Linked DNA regions of Mus musculus: regions 1 and 3 are each linked to region 2. Evidence: chromatin loops called from intact Hi-C (ENCODE). Cell type or tissue: left cerebral cortex. All regions are shown on one strand. Region 1 overlaps Psmb7 (proteasome (prosome, macropain) subunit, beta type 7). Region 2 has its middle 1.5 kb from the start of Nek6. Region 3 overlaps Nek6 (NIMA (never in mitosis gene a)-related expressed kinase 6).

Evidence for each region. A loop is a pair of places that touch in the nucleus more often than their neighbours do. Peaks named below come from ENCODE experiments on the same cell type or tissue, not always from the same donor. Only the 100,000 strongest peaks of a DNase experiment are listed, where the experiment ranks them.
Region 1: a loop joins it to region 2, with 2.7 times the contacts of the local background. A loop is called at or near these places in 4 of 42 quality-filtered maps.
Region 3: it touches region 2 in a loop (2.0-fold over the local background); 4 of 42 quality-filtered maps call a loop at or near these places.

What each region holds. Positions count from the first base shown.
Region 1 is chr2:38,591,161-38,593,660 of GRCm38, forward strand. The region is part of intron 6 of Psmb7 (proteasome (prosome, macropain) subunit, beta type 7); the gene reads right to left. Among named protein-coding and RNA genes, the nearest start is that of Psmb7, 51 kb to the right of the region's middle. In left cerebral cortex, a CTCF peak has its summit at 1,113 (motif pointing left); a DNase peak (open chromatin) is centred at 1,109.
Region 2 is chr2:38,508,974-38,511,473 of GRCm38, forward strand. It overlaps a transcript of Nek6 not described here. Among named protein-coding and RNA genes, the nearest start is that of Nek6, 1.5 kb to the right of the region's middle. In left cerebral cortex, a CTCF peak has its summit at 1,355; DNase peaks (open chromatin) are centred at 257, 886 and 1,294; H3K4me3 peaks cover 238 bases; H3K27ac peaks cover 1,356 bases.
Region 3 is chr2:38,577,693-38,580,192 of GRCm38, forward strand. All of the region lies in intron 8 of Nek6 (NIMA (never in mitosis gene a)-related expressed kinase 6), which reads left to right. Among named protein-coding and RNA genes, the nearest start is that of Gm35808, 46 kb to the left of the region's middle. In left cerebral cortex, no CTCF peak of the experiment used is centred here; DNase peaks (open chromatin) are centred at 1,290 and 1,724.

The DNA of each region.
Region 1 (2,500 bases), 82 kb after region 2:
GCCTAGACTTTTCAAAGTCCTTCATGCCCTTTCTTCACTACAATGTCTTCCATTATATGCTGCCAGTATCTGTCATTTAAAGAAAGACTCAATAAGTTCTGCTGAAGTCTTACTGCTGGGCAGTAATACTTTAGGTTTCAGGGTACACTTATTGTCTGTTACAACTATTTGATGCCAACACCTAACATATAACAGCTACAAACTAAGCATAAACAGGGTGATTATCAGGCCCAAAAATACTTTATTAACAAAAACGGGTGTTAGGTTGGATTTGACTCCTGGACTCAGTTTGCTAAATGATCAAAATATCTTAATGTTGTTGACTCCAGGATAGAATCTTCCCATCCAATAATGGGGGAAGACAAAGCTGCGTTTATAAAGTCAAAGAGTAAGGTAAAACCCCTATGGAAGCCATCTTCTTAGATAACATAGTGGACAAAATCAGCACTGTGAGGCTGAGACAAGCTGATAACAAAATACAATCATATTTCTGGGGAAATGCTGCCAGAGCCAAACCCAAGACCACTTTGCCCTCACAGAATTTGTCTCCACCCAACCTATGAGCTTACAAGTTTACCAAAGTGACTTGCTGTTTCTCCCCAAATTTCCCATATGCCAGGGGAGACACACTAGGACCAAAGACAGAGGTCCCAGAACTTTATCCTCTTGGGATTTTAAGAGTTCAGGCCCATGTGACAGCTCCAAGGCTTGTCAGAGGTCAAAGGCTGAGTAGGAAAGACAATAAAGGTCGCCTCAGCAAGGCTTCAAGGAGAGCTGAAGGCAGGCTGTAAACAAAGGCATCCAGGAAATGAGCAAAGCAGGTAGCAAGGCAGAACATAGGTCCACCAAGCTGCAATCTTTTATGAAACAAGGGCAGGTGTGAGCCAGCCTTTCCTAGCTGTGTGCTGCCGCTGCTTCCCAACAACACAAGGGTACAGACACTTGAGCCCAACAAAACACGCATCTCAGGAACACCACCCCCAACTTCAAGTCCCACACCCGAACTGCCCCAAATTTGGTCTAAGAGCCTTGATGAGCAGATTCAAGGCTTCAAGTTGTGCGAAAAATCTGAGCCAGGTTTGAATACTAGTGACAGTAGTGCCCTCTACAGACCCAGAGGAGGATAGAGACAGCTCTGCAAGAGTGGGAGGGATCTTTACCAAACCAGCAGCCAGACACCTTTGTAAGAGCAGTGAAGCAAGTTATTCTCGTGTGCATCTGCACAGTGCCTTGAGAATTCACCTCACAGAATCATCTAATCAGGAACTGTTTCTGAACAGTCCCACAAAAGCCTTACCAGAAACAAGGAAAGGTGGTATACAGGAGATGCTAGTGGAGACTGCTCCCACACAGAAAGCAAAACCCAATCACCGGCTTAACAAATGCAACCTCATTCCAACTCTGTTTATTAACCAACCTTAGATGTGCATGTGCACGCTCGCTGGGAGTGCCCTGCTTGCTCCCCAGCTCGGGGCTTCCGACCTTCTCCCCCTTCTCTTTTCTCCACTTAACTACCGCCTTTGTCTGTTCTTGTCCCTTTAGCTAGTGCTCTGAGCAAGACACATGGGACAGAAAAAAATAACCAACAGGCAGCACTTAGCACCACAGATCTTAATTCCCAAGGGAGGATGACGCTGAGAGCATGGAAATATATGAGCTGTTGTTACACATGCCTGTCTAGTCTGTATTCATTCACCTGGACAGGAGGTGCTGCAGAGTGCAGGTGACTCTCCCTCTGCTTTGTAAACATTTGCACATGGAAGTAAATCCCAGCAAAAGCACATTTCAAAAAGTACAAAGAATTTGAAATGTATTATGTATAATTTGATCCACTTGTAGAATCATCATGTATACAGACGTGTAAAGGCTTTGACAAATTGAGGAGACATTTAATGCTGCTTCACCAATTCAAGAGAAGATGATTCTTTAAGGACTCCTCCCCCTTGACCCCACCCCCACCCCCCAGTTATGAAATGGAAAACTTCACACTGAGTACCTACCATAACATGTTAAATACAGAATCAGGCACATGGATAATCTCTATCCAGTTTTATTACAATCCCCAAACACCTACGGAGGCTCATACTAATCAGAATGTATGGCCGAGAGGGAGCCCCAAGGCCACACAGCTAGCAAACAGTAAATAGTAAAGCAGGTTTGTGGTAGCCACAAACCGTATCAGCTAAGTAACCTTCTTGGGCTCTGGGCTCTTCACTACTTGGGGACGCCACGGCTGTGTTAAGTTTAAGGATAGGTGCCAATTTCTGTCTGGCTTGCCAAAAAGCAGCTCCTATGGCTGTCACTAGAGAGCAGGGGAGCCTTGTGCTTTCCCTAACACCCTCAGACTACCTGATGAAGGCCTTTCGCCTCTCTACTTTGCACAAGATAATGTTCCCACAATGTCCTGTCAGGAATGCCAGTATCAGTGGCATACCTTCAGGAGACAGAGGTGGGCAAATCTCTGAGTTCAAGGCCAGCCTGGTCTACAGAGTAAGTTCCT
Region 2 (2,500 bases):
CACCCCCATGAAGGGGATGAAGACAATAAAGGTCTCCCTCAGAGGCCACACCTTCCTGATGACTGGACCAGCAGCAGCAGATCCTAGCTGCTTCTCCACAGAGAGCTCCAGGGAAGGCGCAGAGAGCCAAAATGGTTTCTCTTCCTCTACTGCACAGTGATAATGAAGTAACACAGCATCATCCTGAAAGTCTCCAGGGCAGACATAGAGCCTGCCCCTGAGACCACATTCCCAGTGTGGTTGGCAGTGGGAGGCACAGGCAAGTCTAGTGCACACACAGGGAGGCAGCCATGCTAAATCTGGGAGGCATTTTGCAAGTAAGTACCTCTTTTCAGTGACTCATTTTGGGACTCACTAAAAACTCCTGTGAGTTGAAAACAAAAGTGGCCCTTGCACCTCTCCCTTCTCCCCACCCCTGCAGAAAGATGGGTGTTGCAGGAATGGTGAGGGTCTTGGAGCTGACTAAATTTGATTTTATGTCACAGCATGTCAGCGGGGCCTGCAATCCATCTGTATGGTCCATAGCCAAAGAGAAGGAAGTAGGGGTGCGAAGGAGGAAGGTCGGGAGAAGGGTGGGTTTGTTTCTCCAGCCTATCCCTTGAGACTGAAGATGCCTTATGTAAGCCCCACCCATCCTGTTCCTGCATTATAGTTCACTGGATGTGTGGTGGTATATGAGCTGGGCCCCTAATTCTCTTAACACTTAAAAACGACCGCTTGCCTACAGCCGGACCTCTAAGGTTCATCACTGGCTGTGAGACCTGGGACATGTTGTTTGGCCTTTCTGAGCTTCAGTTTCCTGAAAATGAAGACACTGCATGTGTTTGTGAACTCAGCAAGGCTGGGGAAAGTCCTTTCTAGTGATCTGACGCTGCTCCTTAGCTGTTCTGCCAGGACAGTTTTTACAGCAGAGAACCCAGTCAGAACACAGCAGGCCCCTAACCATACCCTCTCCTCCAAAGACTTCTGCTCCTCAGTAGAGACCTCCACTCTTCATTGCCTCTTAGAAAGCAGCCCTGGTCCTCCTGCCTCCGGCCTGCTTAACCTTATTTATCCTACTGTCTGCTTCCTGGAGAAACTCAGATTTCCTAGAGTGGGCGTTAAGCTTTCATTTTTTAAAACAACAGTTATTCGTGTGTGCCCTCACATGCCACAATCCACAGTGTATGTGTGCACATTAGAGATAACTTGTTGGTGCCAGTTCCCTCCTCTCAGAAGCAGGGACCAGCCTGGCTGCTCTGGGCTGGTGGCCATGCCTTTCTTACTTAGAACAAGGTTGCCTAGCAATAAGCTGCTGAGACCAGAAATCTGTGTCATCTGCTTCCAGTTCAACCACTCACCACCTGGGGGACTTTGCTCACAGGCCTCATTAAAGCCATCTAAGAAATGGGCACATGGGTGGCATGATGCCACCCTCACAATGGCTGAACATCATGAGGCAGGCAGGGGGAGTAATATAGGTTGTGGGCCTGATTACTGTGGACTCAAGTAGACTAGTTAACTGAATACTCAGCAGGTTGCTATCCCGTGCCCAGACATGTACAGCAGATTAATGGACAGATGGCAGGTGCTTGGGCACACAGACAGTCTAGAACACTCAGAAGCAGCAATACCTGTCCCAGCTACGAGCATCCCTTCCTGAGGGGAAGTGGGAGTCACCTTAATTGCTCCCCAGAGAAGCTTGGACATCCTAGTGGGGTTGTTAAGTATGCATAGATGAAGGCAGTTGTTGTTGTTGTTGTTTTGTTTTTTGTTTTTAACATACAACACTTGGTGTGAATTTGGAAGACATGGGGAGGTTAAAGACAATTTGCTGGAGTTCTTTTGTTCCATTGTGTGGGTCTGGAGGATCAAACTCAGGTCATTCCCCCCACCTCCACCCCCACCCCCACCCCCAGGCTCCTGGGTATTTGGCTGGCCCACTTACTCCTAAAAACCTTCTGCACACTGATGCTTGGCTGGCCTGGAGTTCCCAGGAAGGCAGTATCCCCAGGAGATACTGGCACTTTGAGGGCAGGGACTTGGATTTATCCTAGGTGCCTACTTCTGGAACTGTACTGGGCACTATTTGTACACTGTACTATTGTACACACTGATATATATATATATATATATATATATATATATATACATATATACATATATACATATATACATATATATATATATATATATATATATATATATATATATATATATATATATATATATATATATAATATGAATGACAACATCTCATGTAGCCCAGGCTGGCTTGGAATTTGCTATATAGCCAAGAATGAATGAATTTCAGACATTTTTGCCTCAGCCTTCCTAATTCAGAGATTACAGGTGCCCAATTTCCCTAGTGCTGAGATTAGGAAAGCATGCTATCAACTGAACTTCACCTCCTGCTGCACTCTGTGAATGGGTCAATTTCGGTCCTGCGAGGGCTGTGAGAGGAGCAATGTCAGCTGATGAGGAATCCATGGGTGTGGGGAAGGGTCCACGAATTGGTTAC
Region 3 (2,500 bases), 69 kb after region 2:
AGGCTTCTTAGCTCATGCCCCTGTGTTACTCCCCTAAGGAGGTGCCCTGTTTTTTTTTTTTTGTTTGTTTAGTTTTGTTTTTTTCAGATCCACAATGTGGGTCTCACTGCAGACCCTTTGCCTCCCTAGTTGTAGAATGCGGCCATCCATGGCTGTTTCCAGATCTGGTAGTTAGCCTGGAGCCAGGGACAGGACTGTTGAATCTTAGTATGCTCAGAATGAGAACATAAGAAGCATAAGCTCTACCCATCTCAGCCCTGGTGGGAGGGTCGGGGGTTCCTGGGAATGGGTCTGGGGAGCACAGGCCACCAGGAAGGGGGTGAAGCTTGGGCCATCTGATGTCTCTATGTTGGTGGCTGCACCTAGGACCCACTACTGGGCATCCCCAAGAGACTCCACTGAACACTGGGCATCTCCCCACAACATTTGAATCCTAATATGCAGGTTGGCAGACAGGTGATCGATTTAGGGTTAGCACTGGAACCCCATCTGTCTTTTGCTTCCCTGGAGCTGATGTGGGGGGATGGGTCTAGCTTGGACTAGTCAACCTGAAGGTCAAAACTCAAAATCTCTTTACAAGGTGCAGAGTTCCTTGCCTTTCTTTTTGAGCCAGGAGCTTGAGATCCTTTAGGGCAGGCACTGCATTTTTCTCGTCTGCAGGGGACGGTGTGGAGCCAAGGCCTGGTAGGACAGAGAAGCGTTACTGCCGAGCTGTGCCCCCGCTGAAAATGAGGCATTTTAAATGCCTGGCTGGAAAGGGCTGCCTAGAATGTCCTTGTAGACTGGTTGGGTGGGCCACCTCCTGGGGCTTGGTAGCCCAGTGTCGGGAAGGCCTATGGGCCTTTCAGGCCAGAGCAGTCAACAGTGGGGCCGGTCGAGCCTTTTTGATACTCTGGGCTTCAGTTTCAGGAATAGTCTTAGTGAACACCTGGCTAGGGCAGGAGATCAGATGGATTCAGAGACTCCTCTGAGAGCATCGCCCATGCGTGCCAGGTGCTGGGGTGAGGGGACAGCTGTTCAGGAGCTTCCAAATACTCTTAATGTGTAAGGTCAGCAAGAATAAGCAATTTTGACTTCATGTTTGTGAGCATGTCCACAGAACTCTCAGGCGTTGGGGGAGAGATGCTGGGCCCGGCAAGAGCCCAGCCTGGGCAAGTCAGCCCCTTGTGTGGGATGGAGTCTCCCTGCCTTGGAGAGGGAAGTACATGAGGCCCTGCGATGGAGGCACCCAGCTCCAGACACTCCGGCCTCTCTGTGAACCCATCAACCAGCTGAGCTGTGCAGCTGGCATTTGCTGCCAGGCTTTAGAAGCCCAACAGCTTGACACATTTCCCTTTTTGCTTTGGCCAACAGGAGGTCTCAGCACTGCTCAGCTTGGGTCCTTATGGAGGGAGTCCCCTTTGACCTATTCTCATGTATACTGTCCCTAGTCCAGATGGCTTATCATTTTCTTTCTTCATCCTCTGTTGTGTATTTTCAGAAACTGCTTCCTGTCCCCTTAAAGTCACAAGTGTCTCTAAACATAAACAAATACAGGCCAGTCTGCCTGAGAGAAGAGCTCTGTGCATCCCCCAGGGCCGATGGAAGATGACAGCTGGCTCCCTCTGTTCCTGCCAGCCCTGGTCCCTGTCCAAGCCTTTGTTACAGCTCCTTAGTGGCAAACGCAGCCCAGTCTTGGTCTGCACCAAGCCCACGACCATAGCCTCGATGGATTCCCAGCCAAGCAGGCTGTTCTAAGTCCTACACACATACCTGAGGAGGTGGCTTCCAGCGTGGCGGCAGGGCTCAGCTTAGTCAGTTGATCTAGTTGTTGGCAGTGTGTCGCTGAGTGCCTTGTAGCTATGCAGGAGCAAAAGGCAGTGGGAAGCCAAATAAATCAATCAGTCCTCTAGGAATATTCGCCCACAAGGACAGGACAAAAGGCAGCCATGGCCATTCATGGGCTGCCCTCAAGGGTGACAGTGGGCTCTGTTGAAACTGGCACCCCTCTGCACCCCTGCAGTGCATCAGGGAAAGAAGTGTATATTTTCCCAGCAGACAAGGAGGGGCCTCATCTGGGCCCAGCACTGGGTAATTGGCAAGAGGTGTCCTGCAGTCATGGCTGCCACCTCCCTGAGACCACCTGTGGTGTCTTCTCCTGATATCAGCTTAAAGAGCTAGGACAAAACTCTCTCCTCCCCCCACCACTGCCTTTTCTGCTTCCTGCTTAACTTAAACCATTGAGAATTCATGTGGACCCCGTGGAACATACGCCATGCCAACATGATCTGGGGCAGGAAGTGTGTAAGATCAGAAATAATCCCCTTGACATCCTTTCTTGAACCCCGAGGACTGGCTGAAGCCCCTGTGCACTTTCCCTGTGGAGGAGGTGGAGTGGCCAATGAAGCTGAAGGCTCACTTGGTACCAGCCCCTTGCAGTGGGGACGGAAACCCAGCAAGCCAGTGGGCTGGAGAAAGCTGCTTTGGAATTCTGGCTTAAACAGTAGAATGGCCCAGAAAG